Regions from separate parts of the Homo sapiens genome. Here regions 2 and 3 are each linked to region 1. A link is a loop called in an ENCODE intact Hi-C map of the cell type or tissue named here. Cell type or tissue: MCF 10A. All regions are shown on one strand. Links, peaks and the distances in the headings refer to the core of each region. The heading gives the core; the rest is flanking DNA.

Region 1 (7,424 bases), core at 1,649-6,648:
TACTTTTCCTACCCTGAGATAACAGTGATGCATCTATTGCTACAAGGAGGATTAGGGGATGGGGAGAGGCTGTTAAGTCCCTCTCTAACCTTTTCCTGCTGTTCAAAGCATGAACAAAGTGAACATCTTATATGGCTGCACTAAAAAAGTTGCCCGCTTACAAGCTGAACTCAGGCAAAATGAACTCCTGAATCCTCACATAAACGGAAATAGAGCCCCACCCTGTATCCTGCCATTTAAAAAAAAAAAAATCCTCTCATCTGGCAGGGGGAAAAAAATCCCAGCCCTAGAGTGGCCAGGATGAATCAGCATGCCAGGGCCATACACCAAGATAAGCATTGAGTCTCTAGATGTGGCACCATGGCAGATTATCAACACTGGTGCCGTGAGAACACTGCAGCAAGCAGCACACTGTACTTTTAAGGACAAGAACAGCAGCACCAAACACCCCAGAAACAACTGTTCTGATTCTTTCCTTCAGGAGTAGAATTTTTTTTTTTTTTTTTTTTTTTGAGACGGAGTTTCGCTCTTGTTGCCCAGGCTGGAGTGCAGTGGTGTAACCTCCACCTCCAGGGTTCAAGCGATTCTCCTGCCTCAGCCTCCTGAGTAGCTTACAGGTCTGAGGGACTACAGGCATGTGCCACCACACTGGGCTAATTTTTTGTATTTTTAGTAGAAACAGGGTTTCTCCATGTTGGTCAGGCTGGTCTTGAACTCTTGACCTCAGGTGATCCACCTGCCTTGGCCTCCCAAAGTGCTGAGATTACAGGTGTGAGCCACTGTGCCCAGCTTTTTTTTTTTTTTTTTTTTTTTTGATGGAATCTTGCTCTGTCGCCCAGGCTTGAGTGCAGTGGCACAATTTTGGCTCACTGCAACCTCTGCCTCCTGGGTTCAAGTGATTCTCCTGCCTCAGACTCACAAGTAGCTAGGATTACAGGCTCACGTCACCACACCTGGCTAATTTTGTATTTTCAATAGAGATGGGGTTTCACCATGTTGGCCACGCTGGTCTCAAACTCCTGACTGCAGGTGATCTATCCACCTTGGGCTCCCAAAATGCTGGGATTACAGGCGTGAGCCATTGCACCTGGCCACTTTTTTTTTTTTTTTAGACAGTGTCTTGCTGTGTTGCCCAGGCTGGAGTGCAGTGGCACGATCTTGGCTCACTGTAACCTCCATCTCCTGGGCTCAAGTGATCCTCCTGCCTCAGCCTCCCAAGTAGCTGTGACTACAAGCGCACACCACGATGCCCAGCTAATTTTCTATTTTTAGTAGAGACGAGGTCTCCCTGTGTTGCCCAGGCTGGTATTGAACTCCTGGGCTCGAAGGATCCACCTGCCTTGGCCTCCTAAAGTGCTGGGATTACAGGAATGAGCCACTGTGCCTGGCCTGGAGTATTGCTCTAGAACATCCTGTTTCACATCGTTTTATGTGGGGTTTTTCCTTCCTCATTCTTCATTTACACCTCTGTCTATTATAGTCTGTATTTGCAATGTTTACTACAGTAATTAGATGGAGCTTAAAATTCAGTTCTCATTTCCAGGGCTCAGAAGCCACATGTTGCTCCTGGCTGCTCTGATGGACAGCACGGTCACAGGACATTTCCTCCACTGCAGAAAATACTGCTGGATAGCCCTGATGTATATCAACAATGCTGATCATTATTTGAGAAAACGTTCTGGGCTCCCTCAATACCTCTGCCTACTTTATTATTTTAAAACAATTTTTTGTAGGTGCATACCATCATACCCAGCTATTTCTATTTTTTTGTTTGTTTTTTTAGAGACAGGGTGTGCTGTGTTGCCCAGGCTGGCCTTGAACTCCTGGGCTCAGGTGACCCTTCCGCCTCAGCTTCCCAAAGTGCTGGGATTATAGGCGTGAGACACCATGCTTGGTGACTCTGCTTACTTTAATATCTTAGAAGTTTTGGTACTGAAAGTGAAGAACATTGGACAGACATCAAACGTAAATACAAAACTGTCCCAGGTGGCTCTTCTCATACATTTCACTAGGGTTGAGCAGGACATGCTCCCCACCTGGAAGACCCTCCTAGGGCTTTGTAGGTTTAGCTCTGTGTGACAGTTCTCTTTGTATTCATCACAGGGCGGTCTCCACTTTGTATACCTAAAAGACTTCTGAGAACAGTATTTTTCCCTATTAGTCATACTTTAAAATCTAGTTTAGGAGCATCTAACTTCACATGCTGAAATTTTCTTTTGAAATTTCCTTTGAAACCCCCACACTGCTTGCTCTGTAGCTCATGGAAATCACTTACTTCATACCATGCTTCATTGCAAACCTGCTTTGGTTTGCTTATAAGTCCCTCCATGAATTCAGTGGAAATGTCTCTCCCAGAGAATGTTTTTCTCTTAAGGTCTGGTCCATGGTACTTTATTTGATGTCCTTATTAGAAGACATCTAGAGGAGTCAAGACCTAGACTCAGTTCAGTTTGAGCTAGGCTTGAATTCCATTTGCAACATGGGATGGGCCCACTGCTCCAATAAATGTGATGTTTTACATGTGAAAGGTGCTTGATGTTTTGCTCTATGCAATTCCTAGGCTAGAACCTGTTCTGTCTGTTATTGCACTGGGTATTGCAGTCTGTTGGTCATCAGCAGGTGACTGCCTATTGCCAAAAGAGACGATGAGATGAAAAGTAGGAATTCATGATTTCAGAATCTAGCCTCACTTGGAGAAAGCACCTGTTGGCCTGGGAAGTTCACCCTTCTCTGCTGACACAGGCTGGACCCCACACCTGACCAGGTGTCAGAGCACCTGTGAGAGCTCTGGGACCTCCTAGTGGCAGTGTGATGGTACCACTTACTGAGTGTCATGCCACTGGCATCAGGCACTGTGCATATATTGTCCCCCACTCAATCAGAGCATCTGTGCTATTAATATTTGCTCTTTTTTGTTTGTTTGTTTGTTTTTGGTAAAAGGTCTTTATTTTTTAAAGAGATCCGTAATACCAAAAAAAAAAAAAAAAACCAAACAAAAACCCAAAAACCTCTTGTGGGGCTGGGGTGGGGAGTAAGGTAAACTAGGCTGTCAGCCAAGCAAAGGCAGAAAGGTGGGGTCCACAACTGTCTCTCACAGCTTTAAGTGCTTGGCACCAATAGGCACTCAATAAATAGTTGTTGAATAATGGCTTATATTATATCTTCATAACAGTTGTGTAGATATTCTTTTGCACATTTTACAGTAATGAGAAAACTGAGGCCCAGAGAGGTTAAGTAACTTGCCTCTGGTCACGCAGCTAGAATGTGGCAGAGCTGTGTGATTTTAGACCTAAGTATGTCTAAATCATAGTCCACAGGCCGTCACTAAGCTAAAGTAGAGGAAATGATAGGGCCACATTCACCTTCTCTCTTTTGAACAGTCACTCGTTTTTTGAAGCGGGGGTGGGGACAGAGTTGCTGTGTTGTCCAGACTGGAGTGCAATGGCACGATCTCAGCTCACTGCAACCTCTGCCTCCCAGGTTCAAGTGATTCTCCTGCCTCAGCCTGCTGAGTAGCTAGGATTACAGGTGTGCCACCACACCCAGCTAATTTTTGTATTTTTTGTAGAGATGGGGTTTCACCATGTTGGCCAGGTTGGTCTCGAACTCCTGACCTCGTGATCCACCCACCTTGGCCTCCCAAAGTGTTGGGATTACGGGCGTGAGCCACCGCTCCCAGCCTGAACAGTCACTCTTAATTGCACTATGTTTATTTGGGCATTTTGTTATGTTTTTATGTTTTTAATTTTGATATAATTTCACAGTTATAGAAAAATTAACCAAAAGAGTATAAACAATTCTCAGACCCTTTACTGAGATTTGTTGGGACATATTCTTAGAAAGTCTGAGTTGTGAGCCTGTGGGATTGGGCCGCACTTCTTGAGTAGAGCCTGGGTCATGCTACCCGAGAACTCCTGGGTGCCTGTGAGGTTGGGTGTGTCCCATCTGAGAAAGTTCGCTACTGAAAAACAGTGACGTAACCCCACCCAGGAACTGAAGTGAGCCTGAGAGCAGCTCTCCAGGGCTTGCTGGCTGGAAACAATGAGGGAAGAGTCTAGGATTTATGAAATATTTTTTTGTGGAAGAACTCTTCCTCTGAGAAACTGCTGGAGGGTTTGGGGAATACAAAACAAAACTGACTTATGAAAAGATGACTTGTAACTCACCAAGCAGACGCTCTCAGGCGTGGCATGATGCCCTCACTGGCTGCCAAGAACAATAACTGACACATTATCCACAGACGGCTGCGCCCCATGCCATTTCCTCTCCTGCCATCACAATGAAAGACCAGGGTTGACACTTGGTATTGTATCTATTCCACGTCCGCTGCACCATTTTCTTTTAACCCTTCTTTCTTGCTCTCACCCCTTTACCTGTTGGAGCTACTATGCCCCTCCTGGGTTTCGTTTTCTTCTCTTCCTTTTTCCTGGGCATACAGCTGCGTTCCTAGAAATTGTGGTTCTGATTCATAATCATTGTATGTGGAGGAAGGGGCAGGATTCTACTCTGTGAGGGGACGGGAGGGTCTTTTTTAAAGGGGTAAACAATTGGAAAGTTTTTAGAGTTAAGGGTCTTTCTCTGATGCTAAATGAAACCACTGTCCTCTGTTCCAAGGCCTGAGCTTATATCTTCTTTGCTATGAGACCCAGAGAAACAGTGCTTGGGGGCCATTTTGGAAGCAGCTTGTCCTTTGACCTTCCCCACTCCACTTGTGCAGACACCACGCCCCGTGAGGACGGGCGTGGTGTCTGCTGCTGAGCCTGACTGCCCCACACTTAGGCAGGTACCTGGCACATGGCAGAAGCTCAGCAAATATTTGCTGAATGATGAGGCCTTGGTGTATGATTGCTACATTTTTGGCTTAAAAAGTACAGCATCAGGGCCCTTGGGGTTTTACCTGCTTTTCTGGGATATACTTTCCAGCTGATCTTTGTTTTTTTTTGTTTTTGTTTTTGAGACAGAGTCTCGCTCTGTCGCCCAGGCTGGAGTGCAATGGCGTGATCTCGGCTTACTGCGATCTCCGCCTCCCGGTTTCAAGCGATTCTCCTACCTCAGCCTCCCAAGTAGCTGGGACTACAGGTGCTTGCCGCCATGCCCAGCTAATTTTTGTATTTTTAATAGAGACAAGGCCACCATGTTGGCCAGGCTGGTCTCAAACTCCTGATCTCAGGTGATCCGCCCGCCTCGGCCTCCCAAAGTGCTGGGATTACAGGTGTGAGCCACCGCGCCCAGCCAGTTTCCTTAGTTTTTAATCTCTGAGAAGGAAAGATAATTGTTACGTAAGGATGTCTCAGTTATCTATGTGTGGATGATCCAGGGAAAATTTCTCTTTCCAGACTGGCTTACTCTTTGGATTTTCCTCAAGCTTCTCGGTCTGCCTGTGCGAAGGGGCCTAAGGCTGGGTGTTAAGTCCCATAGCATGAGCAAAACCTGTAATTTAGGGTTAACCAGCTTTACTTAACTCCCATTACCCCTTTTCCTTCTCCTCATTCTTAGAATTCTCACGTGAGTGGTAGTAAGCCCCTAGGATGTATGTATGCTGCTGTGTATGTGCTTAGCCATTTCCTGTGTATTTAATGGTGAACCTTTGGTGATTCCTCACATGGAACCCTTTTGCCCTTGGTCACACTTGTGAAAGCACCTCCACATCTTTGCAATCAGATCAGCCTAGGCCAGGAAGCACCTTAGAGGAGGTGATTGACTCTAGTTCCTTGTTTGGTAGAGAATGAGGGAACAGGCTCAGAAAGGTTAAGCCCAAGGCACAGGGTTAGTTGGTGACAGACCCAGGACTGGGGCCCAAGTCTTGCAGGTGTGGTGCACTTTCTGCAACACCCCTTTGCCCTGCCAACTTCCCATCCCACATCCATGAGATTTTAAGTCCCTTATTGTACACTTTTTAGTATATGCTTTGAAGAGTCTTTGGACAGTTAAAACTGAATGTACAAGCCAAGACTACCTCATTTTCTTCTTCAGCTATGACTGGTACCCAGCTAATTGTGGATTGGTAAGAGCAAGACAATCAGAGATATGATACATGTTTAAAACTTCATTGGGGCTCAGTGCAGTGGCTCATACCTGTAATCTCAGCACTTTAGGAGACTAAGGTGGGAGGACTGCTTGAGCCCAGGAGTTCGAGAGCAGCCTGGGCAACATAGCCAGACGTCATCTGTACAAAAAATTAGCTAGGCGCAGTGGTGCTTGTCTGTAGTCCCAGCTATTCAGGAGACTGAGGTGGGAGGAATGTTTGAACTCAGGAAGTCAAGGCTGCAGTGAGCCGTGATCACGCCCCTAAACACTAGCCTGGGTGATAAAGTGAGACCCTGTCTCAGACAAAACAAAACACTTTCTTGGAAGTAGTCTCTGGAGCTTTTGAAAGTTTATTTTAATCCACAGCTTTTCCCCCACCAAACACTAATACCAAAAATAAGATTACTTTGGGGTTTTACCTTGGCAAATAGGATGCTCCCAAGGGACTTTGAAGCCTACCCCTGAAGCTAGGGAATGAACACATTATCTTGTGCTGGTATTTATCCAGTATTACCCAATATACTGACCCATTAGACTTCACCAGGATGGTGCTGACATTGAAAAGTCACGGAGATAGGCCGGGCGCCACGAGATAGGTGGCTCACGCCTGTAATCCCAGCACTTTGGGAGGCCGAGGCGGGCGGATCACAAGGTCAGGAGATCGAGACCATCCTGGCTAATACGGTGAAACCCCGTCTCTACTAAAAATACAATTAGCCGGGCGTGGTGGCGGGCGCCTGTAGTCCCAGCTACTCGGGAGGCTGAGGCAGGAGAATGGCGTGAACCCAGGAGGCGGAGGTTGCAGTGAGCCCAGATCCGGCCACTGCACTCCAGCCTGGGTGACAGAGCAAGACTCCGTCTCAAAAAAAAAAAAAAAAGAAAAGTCACCGAGATAATTTGTAGTCAGCACACCCCTCTTAGGGTCTAAAGTCAAAGATCTTGAGGCTTCAATGGATCAAGAGCCTTTTCTTACTCTACGTGGTATTGACGCAAGTTCTGTAGTAGCCCCTCCTGCTGTATTTACGACACTAGCTTCCAGTGGGCAGATGGAAACCAGTGCCTGCCTGGAGACTATCCAGCTGTGAGAATGATGTGATGTGTCTGGCAGAAAGAGGCGTGTTTACAAAGGCTTTATTTTGCAGGAGTAAATCATTGGATTTTAACTGTTCTTCCTCTCTTTGTGTTGAATCTGATTATGCAGCTTTTCTGTAAGTTTTTAAATGTTTACCCACACCAGACCTTTGGGGACTGATTGGATTTAGTGGGAGCACCCTAGAAGACCTGGATTAAAGTGGAACTTGGTCTCTCAACTAGTTGGGTTGTCCTTGGACAAACTGCTTGACCTCTGTAAATCTTCTGTCCTTATCTGTAACGTAGGGGTGCTAATTAGCATTAAT
Region 2 (7,424 bases), core at 1,343-6,342, 130 kb before region 1:
CAGCCTCCGCGACAGAGCAAGACTCCGTCTCAAAAAAAAAAAAAAAAAAAAAAAAAGAATGCCAAAAATGCCACTCCAGCACATAATTTTCTGTATATACACGCAGGTGATAATGATACGTACTTCATAAGGCATCATAAGTATTAGATTATTTCCCAAATACTTTTGCATACCCGAAGTGTGGTGCTGTAATACATTGTTTTATTTATTTATTTATTTATTTTGAGACGGAGTCTCGCTCTGTTGCCCAGGCTGAAGTGCAGTGGCGCGATCTTGGCTCACTGCAAGCTCCGCCTCCCGGGTTCATGCCATTCTCCTGCCTCAGTCTCCCAAGTAACTGGGACTACAGGCGCCTGCCACCACGCCCAGCTAGTTTTTTGTATTTTTAGTAGAGACGGGGTTTCACCATGTTAGCCAGGATGGTCTCGATCTCCTGACCTCGTGATACACCCGCCTAGGCCCCCCAAAGTGCTGGGATAAAAGGCGTGAGCCACTGCACCTGGCCAATACATTGTTTTAATAGTCTATCAAATCAGTCTACTCTTGTGAATTGATTTGATACTGCACTTAACTTTTTTTCTTATTGGCTTTAAAGGTGATGAATGATAAATGCAATGGTTCTCAAGTCATTAACAGAATTCTAAATCTTGTCAATATCTCAAGACCCAGGATTTTAGCCTTTTGGATATGTGTGTCAGCTGATTATGTAGGAGATCTCTCAACCCAATTATAATCCCCAGTGTTGTTGGCTTCAAGCACTGATAGAGCGATAAACTTCAGAAAGGTTTCAATTTGGTCCTTGAAAAGAACTATTTAAGCAGAAACTCCTAGAAGCTATAGAATTTGGCCAAGAACCACAAAAACCATTCCCTCATTCTTATTTTGCTCCCACTTTTTGATATGGAGAGGACATTGAAAGATTGTTGGGGCCAGGCATGGTGGCTCACACCTGTAATCCCAACATTTGGGAAGCCGAGGCATGTGGATTGCTTGAGCCTGGGAATTCAAGATCAGCCTGGCCAACATGGTGAACCCCGTCTCTACTAAATATTAAAAAATGAGCCAAGTGTGGTGGCACACACCTGTAATCCCTGCTACTCAGGAGACTGAGGCACGAGAATTGCTTGAACCCAGGAGGTGGAAGTTGCAGTGAGCCGAGATCACACCAGTGTACTCCAGTCTGTGTGACAGAGAGAGACTTGATCTAAAAAAAAAAAAAAAAGCCAGGCACGGTGACTCACGCCTGTAATCCCAGCACTTTGGGAGGCTGAGGCAGGCGGATCACAAGGTCAAGAGATTGAGACCATCCTGGCCAACATAATGAAACCCCCATCTCTACTAAAAATACAAAAATTAACTGGGCGTGGTGGGACACACCTGTAGTCCCAGATACTCAGGAGGCTGAGGCAGGAGAATCGCTTGAACGCAGGAGGCGGAGGTTGCAGTGAGCGGAGATCATGTCACTGCATTCCAGCCTGGCAACAGAGTGAGACTCCGTCTCAAAAAAAAGAGAAAGAAAAAAGAAGGGAAGGAAGGACGGAAGGAAGGAAGGAAGGAACTTTTCAACTATAAAATATTTTAAAACATATTTAGTTATTTGTCAGCTTTAGAGTTTGATGAAAGCTGGTATTCAGTTTCTAAATTCAATACCATGAAGAAGATGAAACTCAACTTTGATCGATTTTTCAAATCAAATTCTTCCCCCCCACAACCTTGATTCAGGATCAAATTCCTGTTGTATTGCATATATTTTTGTGATTATAAAAACAATGCATGATTATTAAAGAAACTGTGGAAAATGTAAAAAGGTTAAGAAAAACGTTAAAATTGCCTATAATCCCACCACCCAGAGAGATATAATTGCCCTTAGTATTTTAGTGTCCTTCATTCCTCTCTTTTTTCAGTGTCCATTGTCTATATGTATTTCTTCGTAAAACTGGAAATCAGTATTTGGATAGATACAGACATAGATATGTTTTCACCCTTCCTTACAATGTGACCATGTTTCCTGCCGCTCTATATTCTCTGAAAAAGTGAGCTCTAAGGTGTAATATTTATGAATCTTTCATATTGATTTAACAATTCTACTTCATATCTTTTTAAATTTTTTATTGTATTTTATTTATTTATTTTGAGACAGGGTCTCACTCTGTCGCCCAGGCTGGAGTGCAGTGGCGCAATCACAGCTCACTGCAGTCTTGATCTCCTGGGCTCAAGGGATCCTCAGCCTCCCAAGTAGCTGGGACCATGGGCAGGCACCATCATGCCCAGCTAGTTTTTTTTATTTTTATTTATTTATTTTTTTTGTAGAGAAGAGGTCTCACCATCTTGGTCAGGCTGGTCTCGAACTCCTGGGCTCAAGCTATCCTCCTGCCTTGGCCTCCCAAAGTGCCAGGATTATAGGCATGAGCCACAGCACCTGGCCAACAATTTTACTTCTTTTGGTGCATTTCTTACTGTTGAACATGAAGCTGCAACAATATCTTTGTATGAAAATCTTTTCCTACATTTCTTCTTGTTTCCTTAATACAGATTCTGAAGGAGGATTTATCGGTCAAGAGTTTTAATAGCCCTTAATACATACTGCCAACTTCTTTAATAGGAACTTCATACCAGTTTATACCCTTTCCAGCAGTTCACAAACAAACTTAGCTCACTATAAATTCATCCATAGTCTCCTGAGTAATGTATTCCACCTAAAATCTTTAAATTTTAAATCCATTTTAAAATTCAATTTTAAAGGGCTTAGTGCTTTAAGATTTGGTGGGCAGGGTGAGGGAATGATCCAGTGGTTTGATCTGTTCCAATTTTCAAATTGTCATTAGTGAAGTTAAGACTCAGAGGTTAGTAATTTTTGTAAGCCCTTGATCTGGTCTTTCTCAGAGGATGTGGACTTCACAATCAATTGTCTTCAAGGCCCTGAGAGTGGATCCTTTCCCAAGTGGGAAAGGAAAGGGAAGGTCTGAGTGAACTCCCAGAAAAGTGGGGTACGATAGCCCAACAACACTTGAATTTCTAATTGGGGTAAGGTGGGGACATAAGGGTGAAGGTGTTAGAAGAGATACTGGAAATAAGGAAAACAGTCCTAGTTATTAAAATCCCTGAGGGGTTTGACTAAATGTGGAGAGACAGACTGTTCTTCTGCCAGTTGTAGATCCTACAGAAGACCGGGTGCAGTGGTTCTGGCCTATAATCCCAACACTTTGGGGGGATCACTTGAGCCCAGAAATTTGAGAACTGCCTGGACAACATAGTGAGACCCTATCTCTAAAAAGAATTTTTAAATGTTGAAAGCTAATCAGAGGCCACAAAGTCATTCTTAAAGTCATTGTGCACTTTGCTTCCTTTGTTGTATGTTTGTTTCCTTTGTAACTGATTTACTACTTTACACACTCAGATTTTTAATTATAGCAGCAATTACTAGATTCAATGACATAAAGTTACCATTTCTGTCAGTAAAGATTCAATACCAGCTAATTTCACACAGTTCAATTTCACACCTGGGGAATTAATTATTCTTAATCATTAGGAGTCAATGGTAAAACTTTCTGATGAAAGCACCTGTAGCAAGGCCTCTACCAAGCTCCCCTCCTGTGGGGGGTGTTGACATGGCGGCCAGCAGCCAGCACAGCCTCTCTCTCCTGAGCCCCATAAGCGGAGGTAGGGATACAGTAGTTGGTGTGTTTGTGACAGCAAAGCCACCAGAGGGAGCTCTAGCATTGACTCCTATATGTTTGTCTGTGTGCCACGGATTCAAAGAAAAACAATAAATATCTAATGATTGCTTGTGTTTTTGAGCACTCCTTGCACAGTCCTAAGGTTTAGACACAATCATATCAATATCATTTCATTGTTAACATGAATTAAGCTTCTTTGTGTCTGTCAGATATTCTTTCATGCTTACCACAAGTCTATCAAGATATTATTATTCTCACTTTGATTGATGAGGGAGGTGATTAAGTTTTACAGAAATTAAGTGATTTTACAAAAGAAGAAATAACACAGAGATTTTATCTATAGTCTCAGCGCCCCCCACCCCCTTCCCACCTCCATTAAAGTTCTCCTTCCTGCCCTCTCTTTTCTCTTTTCCTACTGGGAATCTAAAGGAGATAAATCTTGCTTTAAAACTAAGGAAACAAAGAAGAATGCGTTTTATTTTGTGTAAATTATTCTTCAATATATTTAACATGTAAGGGGAAAACAAGAAAGGGAAAGGAAACGAGAAGGGGAAAGAAAGGGAGAAGAGAGAAGAGGGGAGAGGAGGAGAGGAGAGGAGAAAGAAAAGGAGAAGAGAAGAGAAAGAAAAGAAAAGAGAAATAGCCAGGCACAGTGCCCCATGCCTGTAATCCTAGCACTTTGGGAGGCCGAGGTGGGTGGATCACCTGAGGTCAGGAGTTCAAGACCAGCCTGGCCAACGTGGCGAAACCCTATCTCTACTAAAAATACAAAAATTAGCCAGGTGTGGTGGTGCACACCTGTAATCCCAGAGGCTGACGTAGGAGATTCGCTTGAACCCGGGAGGCAAGGTTGCAGTGAGCCAAGATTGTGGCACAGCACTCCAGCTTGGACAACAGAGCAAGACTCCGTCTCCAAAAAACGAAAAGAAAAAGGAGGCCAGGAGTGGTGGTGGGTGCCTGTAACCCCAGCTACTTGGAAGGCTGAAGTGGGAGAATTGCGTGAGCCCAGGAGGAGGTTGCAGTGAGCCAGGATCTAGCCACTGCAGTCCAGCCTGAGAGAGGGAGAGAGACTCCATCTCAAAAAAAAAAAAAGAAAGAAAGAAAGGAAAAAAAAAAGAGAGAAAGAGCTGATGCTCATGTCCATAAAGCCCGAAAATGTTCCAATCCTGCCGGCTCACTGCTAAGGGAATACTTCAACCCACAGCACCCCACCTCCACCCACACATTCCTTAGGCTACTGTTTCTATGACTCCTTTTCCCTCCTCAAGCTTGCCCGAGATGGCTGTTTGATCTTGGTTTCACCCTTATTCAAATTCAGAAGTAGGGGCAGAGACCAGAGGAAGATGTTAGGAATATCCATAACCCCCAAAGATGGCCACTAGACTTACTTCTACAGCACTTTACAGTACCAGACATGTACAAAGTACCTATGCACAGATTAAGAGCAAGGACGGTCAAGGTATACAGCCGCATATTTGCTGAATGGACTTAGTTAAGTCACTTAATCTCATCCATAAAATGTATGTAATAGGCGGGCACTATAACATGCAAAATGTATTTAATAGGCTCACTCCTGTAATCCCAGCACTTTGGGAGGCTGAGGCGAGTGGATCACTTGAGCCCAGGAGTTTGAGACCAGGCTGGGCAACATGGCAAAACCCTGGCTCTACAAAAAATGCCAAAAATTAGCCGGGCATGGTGGTGCGCGCCTGTAGTCCCAGCTACTTAGGAGGCTGAGGTGGGACGATCACTTGAACCTGGGAGGTTGAGGCTGCAGTGAGCCATGATCATGCCACTGCACTCCAATCTGGGAGACAGAGTAAGACCCTGTCTCAAAAATAATATGCATGTAGTAAATGTAATCATGTCTACTACTTAGCATTGCTGTGGAGATTTAATTAGGCAATGCATAGAAAAGTACTTAGCCTGGTGTTTGGTGGGAAACTTCAATTAATGTTAACTAATATTATTGTTTTCTTTAATACTCACAACAATCGTATTTGTCCATTTAGCCTAGAACTTGGCATAGACACATGGTTTGTAAGCGTGTTTGTGGTTAACAGCAGTCTTCAGTTAAAGAGAGGCGAACCAACTTGCCAAAGGTCCACAGCTAGTTTTACAACTACGAAATGTTTTCCAAAATATTTTCAGTTTTTCTGTGAGACTGAGAGATATTATCTTCAAATAGATTACGAGATGTGCACAGCAACGTCCACCCGCCTTACACAAGAGCAAACAGCTTTCCAAAAGCCATCAGAAAACCCCTGGGGTTTGTTGGTCCAAGAACAGAAACAATGCAGTCACACCCAGACCCTAAATTTAGGGGGGCCTTAGAGTTAGTTTTATTTAAATATTGTAATGTGACTCTGAGCAAGCAACATTTTCTCTGTGCTTTGTTTTTTAAAGGACATGGGAAAATTTACTTTGGGGAGCCAGGGCGCTTGGCTAGAAAGGGAAGGAGGAAAGAGAGAAAGGAAAGGGTAGAGGGAAAGCTGAGACCTGAGACCCAGGAGAACTCGGGCAAGAGATTTGAACCCTGGGTTCCACTGCCCTTATTTTCTTTTTTTAATTTTATTTTTAGTTCTGGGGTACATGTGCAGGATGTGCAGGTACATGTGCAGGATAAATTTAATTTTTATTTTTAGTTCTGGGGTACATGTGCAGGATGTGCAGATTTGTTACATAGGCAGATGTGTGCCATGGCAGTTTGCTGCACCTATCAACCCATCACCTAGGTATTAAGCCCAACATCCACTAACTATTTTTCCTAAGGCTCTCCCTCCCGCTACCCCACCTCCTGACAGGCCCCAGTGTGTGTTGTTCCCCTCCCTGTGTCCATGTGTTCTCATTGTTCAGCTCCCACTTATAAGTGAGAACATGTGGTGTTTGGTTTTCTGTTCCCGAGTTAGTTTGCTGAGAAAAATGACTTCCAGCTCCATCCATGTCCCTGCAAAGGACATGATCTCGTTCCTTTATATGGCTGCATAGTATTCCATAGTGTATATGTACCACATTTCCTTTATCCAGTCTATCATTGGTGGGCATTTGGGTTGATTCTATCCTTATTTTCTTTTTCTTTCTTTCTTTTTTTTGAGATGGAGTTTCGCTCTTGTCACCCAGGCTGGAGTGCAATGGCGCAATCTCTGCTCACCGGCCTCCGTCCTTATTTTCAAAAATAGCAACTTGGGGCCGGGCTCGGTGGCTCACACCTATAATCCCAGTACTTTGGGAGGCCAAGGCGGGTGGATCACGAGGTCAGGAGATCGAGACCAGCCTGGCCGACATGGCAAAACCCCATCTCCACTAAAAATACAAAAATTAGCCGGGTGTGGTGCCACACACCAAAGGCCTGTGAGTCTATAAACGTTTTCTGTCTGCCCTCATCCTGCAGCACTTTCCACACAATCTCTTTTTGATATCACATGATATTTTATATGCTCAGTACCAACTTTAGAGGTCTGCAAGTTGTTAGCTTTTCCTTTTCGGTAACTTTGTTAATATCATTATTAGAAGTCCAGTTCAATAATTACACTAGGTTCAGTTTAAATAGGAAGCAAACAGCTATATGTCTAAGTGCAGAACTGCTGACAAGTGAGGGTGGACCGGGGGGTTAAATATTCCTGACATTGGGCCAGGGAGAGTTGAAAGTTTGCCAATTGTGGTACTGGTAAACTACTGCAAAGAAATTTGGAAGAGTTATTAAGAATTACAAGAAGATAGATGCTTCAGGATAATATGTCATTTGCA
Region 3 (7,424 bases), core at 1,343-6,342, 120 kb before region 1:
ATGGTATAATGCACGATATGACCAGTGGATCCCATGGTCATGGGTCCACTCCTGCACCTCCTGTATTATAATTGGGTCCCCTGGTCAGATGCTACGTCATAAGTGATTTCATACCTATGGATCAGGCATTGTATAAGACCCCAGACAGTCATGCTGGCTGAGGCTTTTTGGGCAGAAAACCAAACACATACTCAGAATATATATCTATCCCTTTAAGGATCAACCACTGGCCCTCCAGGATGGAGGGTGCCCAATATAGTAGGCTTGCCAAAAAGTGACCAGTTCTCTTGCTCAAGGAATAGTGCCATACTGAGGGCCTGTTGTCTGTTTTGCTGACAGTTGGACATTCAAAGTCAGCAGTAGCTAAATCAGCCTTGATATGTGAGAGTTCACGCATTGGGATGATGCCTGGGCTCCATTTACGCCACCATAGCTGCTCCATTCATGTGCCCATGGTGCCTGTTGTGGAGTGGCTGATGATGAAGATTAGCTAATGTCACCTGGATAAGTCATTTTGCCTACTTGGTTGATCGGTACCTTTTCCATGGGAGATGCTTTCTGGTGGTTGTTAATATGTGACACAAAAATTTTCATACTCCATGGCCATTCCTATATGTCCAGCCACATGCCTCTATTCCTACTTTATGACTTGGTGGATCTGACAGAAGCCAGTTCATAGTGGGCAGTTCTGGGGGTGTGGTTACTTACAACCATAGTCAAGCATTCTCTTTATCAGAGCCCGGTAAAATGTGAGAAAAGGGCTGGCGTAACTCAAGGAATCAAGTCAATTTAAACCCTATGTCCAATAATCCTTGAAATGACTGAGGATTCCCCTTTCTCTATTTTATAATCACCTGAGTAAATGGCCAGAGGTCTTTCTGAGGAGTGGCTGTAAGGATTATTACAGTAGATATTTGCTGTGGTATGGCAGGCTCCTTCTCCCTAGGGACCCGGCCACCCCTTCAGTCAATGGGTTGCAGATCTGAAAACTGGATCAAGTGTGGGAACGTTGAAGGGATGTGGCTTCTGACTGGAGTGATCTCCCTCAGCCTCCTGCCCCTCCTTTCCTGCCTTTTTCTAGTGTCAACATGACGCTGCACCCTCTTGGCTCCCCATCACTTTTACCCCTAGGGACACCGTGCTCTACTGTCTCACAGCTCCCTTCAGGTCCAGCCCTCTGGCTGCAGCCTGACCTTGCTAGTCATACTGGTGATTGTGGCTGCCTGGCTCCTGACACTCTGGAGCCTCATATTCCCATGGATATTAATGAGTCCAGCTCTGCTACTGTCACTTCTGCCATCGGCGCTGACCTGCGGAGGAGGGCCACCACTGCTTAGTGATACTGGTGCCCCTCTCAAGTCCTGAAGGCACTGGTGAACGGCGTGTCCTCTGGGTCCTGTGGGTCCATTTTCTTTTCTTCTTTTTTTCTTTTTTTTTTTTTTTGAGGCGGAGTCTCACACTGTCGTCCAGGCTGGAGTGCAGTGGCGCGATCTCGGTTCACTGCAACCTCCACCTCCCGGGTTCATGCCATTCTCCTGCCTCAGCCTCCCAAGTAGCTGGGACTACAGGCGCCTGCCACCAAACCTGGCTAATTGTTGTTTTTGTTGTTGTTGTTGTTGTTGTTGTATTTTTAGTAGAGATGGGGTTTCACCGTGTTAGCCAGGATGGTCTCGATCTCCTGACCTCGTGATCTGCCCACCTCGGCCTCCCAAAGTGCTGGGATTACAGGTGTGAGCCACCGCGCCTGGCCCCTTGTGGGTCCATTTTCCTTAGCTTCTTTATTCTTTTCTCTGCCACCTGCCAGGGCAACTCAAGCATTTCCACTTTTCTCAGCATGGCCTAATATTGCAGCAGGCTTCTAAGAGCCACTTTAGCAGTGAGTTTCACTCATCCTCTGGGGTCCTTATCAGGGGCCTGTGTCCCCCCCAAAATTGTCCTCTAGTCAAGGAAGTCTTGCTTTTCTAGTCTTACTTTCTAGTCTCCTTGAACAAGTACTCCCAAATCTGATTCCAAAGTTTTCCACTGGTTCCTGCTCGCTAATTCTTATAGGTCCTTTGATATATAATCTCTTTTTTCCCTATCAGGCCCAGCCCTTCCCTGTCTTGATTATACTGCATTTGTTTATTGGCTTGGGAGACAGTAGAGGAATTGGGGGCAGCTCCTGAGAGGGCAACCTGTTGCCTTGCTGGAGAGGGATGCATTTTCATGGCCACAACCTCCCACCAGGTCTCCTGAAGCCAGCCTTTGAAAGTGGTAGTTCTTACTATGAAATGATGGGCCAGCCCGGCAGACCTGGAGGGTTCAGAGGGCTCTGCCAAGTCAACATCCTGAGAGGCATGCATTCAGATGCCCCCATCCCATGTTTCAGAGTCCCAGATTCCTCCAAACAGGGCCCTGACCTTAGCTTAACTGACTTGCTTTAGCTGAGCATTTAGGCATCTCTAGAGCTCTAGGACTATCAGAGCCTCAGTCTGTGGCTCAGCTGTGGCAGTTCTTCCACTGCAGGAGAGGAGGACCCTTTTTTAAGCTACCAAACAGGTTCTCTAGCTCTCACAGTCTCTATTGCTTGTTATCACTTGGTGGGATGTCAATACAACTTAGCAGTAATCAGTCAACTCTGCTCTCCCTGTAGCTATCATTCCCCCACAACCATAGCTCTCCAATGCCTGGATCTCTGCACCTGCACTGCATTCTCCTCCACCAGGACATCTTCCTGAATCACCACTGATGAAATCTTTAGCAGTTGCACCACCACATTGTGCGAGGAACTATCCACGCCCCGTATATCATTCAGGGTAGCATCCTCTTAGCCTACTGGGCAATGAGGGAGCCAGTCTCCAAACCCCATCTTACTCTTGTTTTCTCAGACCACTGCTGACATTACTCGGGTTAGTCTGAGTTCTTTGAGAAGCAGAAGCTAAGATGGGATTGGATGTGCAGGAAACTCCTTAGGGAATACTTGTGCGGGATAAAGGAGAGGAGCCGAAATAGGCAAGAAGAGCCTTCAGACGCAAAGCAGGTCTGACCTCTGTGAGAGACGGGGAAGGAAGGAGGATCTGATAGGAGACTCTCAGGCTGCAGTCACAAAAGCTGCTCAGCCTGGTTGATGGGGCATCCTTGAGCCAAAGTCCGTCATTAAAAGAGTCTGTATTAGTAAAGAATGAGTCTGTATTAGTAAAGAATGAGTCTGTATTAGTACAGAATGAGTCTGTATTAGTTGTGCCCTGCTTGCTCAGTCATTGGCTAGCAGCAGCTTGTAGAAAGGGCGTTCTGTAAATGAGATGGGGGTGGGTCCAGAGGTCTGCAGCTGTGGCCATTAGTCAATTATGCTCCCTGCAGCCGGAGAGCTGAGGGATGCATTTTCATGGCCACAGCCTCCCACCAGGTCCCTTGAAGGCTACTTATATCACTATTGTTTGTGTATCTTGTGAGTCATAGTATAAGGAAGCCAGATCTAACCTCAGAGATGATTTCACGTGATGTCTTCATTTTAATGATGAAAGAAGAGAAACTTTAAAATTTAAAATAAACTTTCCCAAGGCACATGCATTTCAGATTGGACCATTTTATTTTGTGTGAAGATATTCCACGCATTGCCGCACATTTGGCATTTCTGGCCCCAGGGACTAGATGCCAGTATTCTCCCTGACCTCCTGCATCATGACAAACAAAATTGCTCCCCCACCACCTCATTTCTAAAAGCTCCCTGGAGGCAATAAAGTCCCAAGTAGTACCACTGAACAGCTCATTGATCTCAGAGTCAAAATGAATATCCAAACAAGACCCCTGTATAATGCACTTCCATAACATCAAGAGAGCCACTAAAACAAAAAATGCCTCAGGGAGTCACAACCATTCCTGCTTCAGAGAGTACTCTGCACCTCTTTAGCATTTATCTTTTTTTTTTTTTTTTTGAGATGGAGTCTCACTATGTCATGATCTCAGCTCACCGCAACCTCCACCTCCTGGGTTCAAATGATTCTTGTGTCTCAGCCTCCCGAGTAGCTGGGATTACAGGCGAGCCCAACCACGCCTGGCTAATTTTTGTATTTGTATACAAATATAATGTTGGCCAGGTTGGTCTCAAAGTCTTGACCTCGAGTGATCCACCCACCTCAGCCTCCCAAATTGCTGGGATTACGGCATGAGCCACTGTGCATGGCCCATAGTATTTATTTATTTATTTATTTATTTATTTATTTATTTTTGTTTGTTTTGAGACAGAGTCTTGCTCTGTTGCCCAGGCTGGAATGCAGTGGTTGCCCAGGCTGGAATGCAGTGGTGCGATCTTGACTCACTGCAACCTCTGCCTCCCTGGTTCAAGAGATTCTTCTGCCTCAGCCTCCTGGGTAGCTGGGACTACAGGCGTGCGCCACCGCACCCAGCTAATTTTAGTATTTTTGGTAGAGACAGAGTTTCGCCATGTTGGCCAGCCTGGTCTCAAGCTCCTGACCTCAAGTTATCCGCCCGCCTCGGCCTCCCAAAGTGCTGGGATTACAGGTGTGAGGCACTGCACCTGAGTACCCACCGCATTTATCTTGCATATATAAGCTCCTTAGACATCCTGGTTAGGAGACCCATGGTAGGCAATTTGGTCATAGTTCAAATTGCCTTCCTAGTATCTTCATATGAGTGAATGAAATGCACTTCAGCATCAAACCATTGCTTTTCCATCCTTTCCGAAACTGCTCTTCCATGTCTCTACCCCCATCTTTCTCTTCTAAATAAATGATGCTCCTCTGCAGCTAGTTGTTCAAGCTAAAAACTGGGGAAACTTCCTCTATTCTCCTGGGTGTTTAAATTTTATTTATTTTATTTTTGAGGCAGGGTCTTTCTCTGTTGCTCAGGCTGGAGTGCAATGGCTTGATCACGGCTCACTGCAGCCTCGACCTCCTGGGCTCAAGTCATCCCCCCACATCAGCCTCCCAAGTAGCTAGGACTACAGGTGTATGCCACCACACCTGGCTAATGTTTTTTAAAAATATATTTTGTAGAGACAGGGTCTCACTTTGTTCCCCATGCTGGTCTTGAACTCCTGGGTTCAAGTGATCCTCCTACCCTTGCCTCACAAAGTGCTGGGATTATAGGCATGAGCCACTGTGCCCAACCCAATTCTTCTCTTTTTCTTACACCCCAAATCCAATCCATGAGCAAATTCAATTGTCTCTGTCTCCAAAATCTAACCAATGTCCGTCTACTTCTCTCTATGCCCACAGCTACTGCATGTCAAAGCCACCATCATCTCACTCATACCAATATAACAGCCTCCTATCTTTGTTCTCTGCTTCCTTTACAATATAGCAGCCACATAATATTTTTTTCTTTTTTTCTGTCTTTTATTTATTTTTATTTTTATTTTTTTTTTGAGATGGAGCTTCATTCTTGTTGCCCAGGCTGGAGGACAATTGCGTGATCTCGGCTTACTACAACCTCCGCCTCCCAGGTTCAAGCGATTATCCTGCCTCAGCCTCCCAAGTAGCTGGGATTACAGGCACCTGCCACCAGGCCCGGCTAAATTTTTTTGTATTTTTAGTAGAGATGGGGTTTCACCATGATGGCCAGGCTGGTCTCGATCTCCTGACCTCAGGTGATCCTCCCACCTCAGCTTCCCAAAGTGCTGGGATTACAGGCATGAGCCACCACACCTGGCCAGAATATTTTCTTAAATGTAAATCAGATTACATCTGATGTTAAAATCCCTACTTCCCTAAAGTAAAATCCACATGCTTTACCAAGCCTTAGAAGGCCCTCAAGATCTAGCCCCTGCCTACCTTGCTGATCTTGGCTCATGCCCCTGCCCTGCTCAATCACTATACACCGCCAGCTCTGCTGACTCTTGCTCTGTCCATTAAATACACCAAGCTCAGTCCTGAGGTCCATTGCGTTCATTCTGCCTGGAATATTCTCCCACATCCTCTCTCAACTGGCTCCTTGATTCAGGTCTCAGTTCAAATGTCATCTCTCAATGAGGCCTTCCTTGACCACCCAAACTAAAGCAGCCTCCACACTACCACATCCTCTAACATATTACATACTCTGTTAGTTTCTTCATATGACTTACCACTATGCAACATCATTTTATTTATTTCTTCTCTCCCCCATCTAGAATGTAAGTTTCATCAGCGAAGGGGCTCTGTCTGTTTTGCTCATAGCTGCATCCCTAGCACCCACCCCAGCTGGGCATGGAGTGGGTTCTCAACAACGTGTGTGTTACATGAATGAATAGTACCTTTGATGTACATGGTCCCCTTATAGCTAATGTCATTGCGGATTTTGATCATTGACATAAATCTTTTGGCTTTCAATATACAGTATCCCAAATGTTGGGGTTTGTTGTTCTATACACTGTCAGTTGTAAGTATTGACTTCAACTGTCAACTGACAGACAATATTTGCTGTTTGACAATGGAGTCTGCATAATTTCTAAAGAGAATCTTTATAAACAAGAAGCCAAGGGGCCCTTGCCCTCTGAAAACTACTGTACTAACTTTATTGGATTGGGGACTGATTCTTTGTTAGCCCCCTAAATTCAGTAAAGGCCTCCTCTCCCTAACACATTTCTTTTCTTTCTTTTTTTTTTTGAAATAGAGTTTCACTCTTGTTGTCCAGGCTGGAGTGCAATGGCATGATCTCAGCTCACCACAACCTCCGCCTCCCAGGTTCAAGCTATTCTCCTGCCTCAGCCTTCCAAGTAGCTGGGATTACAGGTATGCGCCACCATGCCCGGCTAATTTTGTATTTTTAGTAGAGATGGGGTTTCTCCATGTTGGTCAGGCTGGTCTCAAACTTCCGACCTCAGGTGATCTGCCTGCCTTGGCCTCCCAAAGCACTGGGATTACAGGCGTGAGCCACTGCGCCCAGCCCTCCCTAACACATTTCTACAAGCTGCCATCTCCAACAGAGAAATGCGTTATTGAAGAAAACAATGTAGTTATAGCTCAACACTTTTTAGGTGTTTTTTGTTTTTTGTTTTTTTTTTTGAGAGGGAGTCTCGCTCTGTTGCCCAGGCTGGAGTGCAATGGTGCAATCTCGGCTCACTGCAACCTCCAGCTCCTGGGTTCAAGTGATTCTCCTGCCTTAGCCTCCCAAGTAGCTGGGACAACAGGCATGCATCACCATGCCCAGCTATTGTTTGTATTTTTAGTAGAGACAGGGTTTTACCATGTTGGCCAGGATGGTCTCGAACTCCTGACCTCAGGTGATCCACCTGCCTCAGCCTCCCAAAATGCTAAGATTACAGGTGTGAGCCACCACACCTGGCCTACTTTTTGGGTATATTTTTAACAACCTCAAACTAAACTGGCACACTTAAGTAGTAGAAGGTAAACTACAAATATCTTGAGAATCAGAAAAAAAAAAAAAAGCCTGGTCCATGAATAGAGAAAAATTTCTGTCCAACTTGGAGACTGTTAGGAGGGCACTGA

What was found. A loop is a pair of places that touch in the nucleus more often than their neighbours do. Peaks named below come from ENCODE experiments on the same cell type or tissue, not always from the same donor. Only the 100,000 strongest peaks of a DNase experiment are listed, where the experiment ranks them.
Region 2: it touches region 1 in a loop (4-fold over the local background); 5 of 110 quality-filtered maps call a loop at or near these places.
Region 3: it touches region 1 in a loop (3-fold over the local background); 5 of 110 quality-filtered maps call a loop at or near these places.

Annotation. Positions count from the first base shown.
Region 1 is chr12:64,675,678-64,683,101 of GRCh38, forward strand. All of the region lies in intron 1 of RASSF3 (Ras association domain family member 3), which reads left to right. Among named protein-coding and RNA genes, the nearest start is that of MIR548Z, 57 kb to the left of the region's middle. In MCF 10A, for the core only: no CTCF peak of the experiment used is centred there; a DNase peak (open chromatin) is centred at 4,194.
Region 2 is chr12:64,546,065-64,553,488 of GRCh38, forward strand. It overlaps a transcript of RASSF3 not described here. Among named protein-coding and RNA genes, the nearest start is that of RASSF3-DT, 60 kb to the right of the region's middle. RefSeq lists an enhancer at 3,539-3,588. In MCF 10A, for the core only: a CTCF peak has its summit at 3,703 (motif pointing right); a DNase peak (open chromatin) is centred at 3,697.
Region 3 is chr12:64,557,819-64,565,242 of GRCh38, forward strand. It overlaps a transcript of RASSF3 not described here. Among named protein-coding and RNA genes, the nearest start is that of RASSF3-DT, 48 kb to the right of the region's middle. In MCF 10A, for the core only: no CTCF peak of the experiment used is centred there; a DNase peak (open chromatin) is centred at 3,373.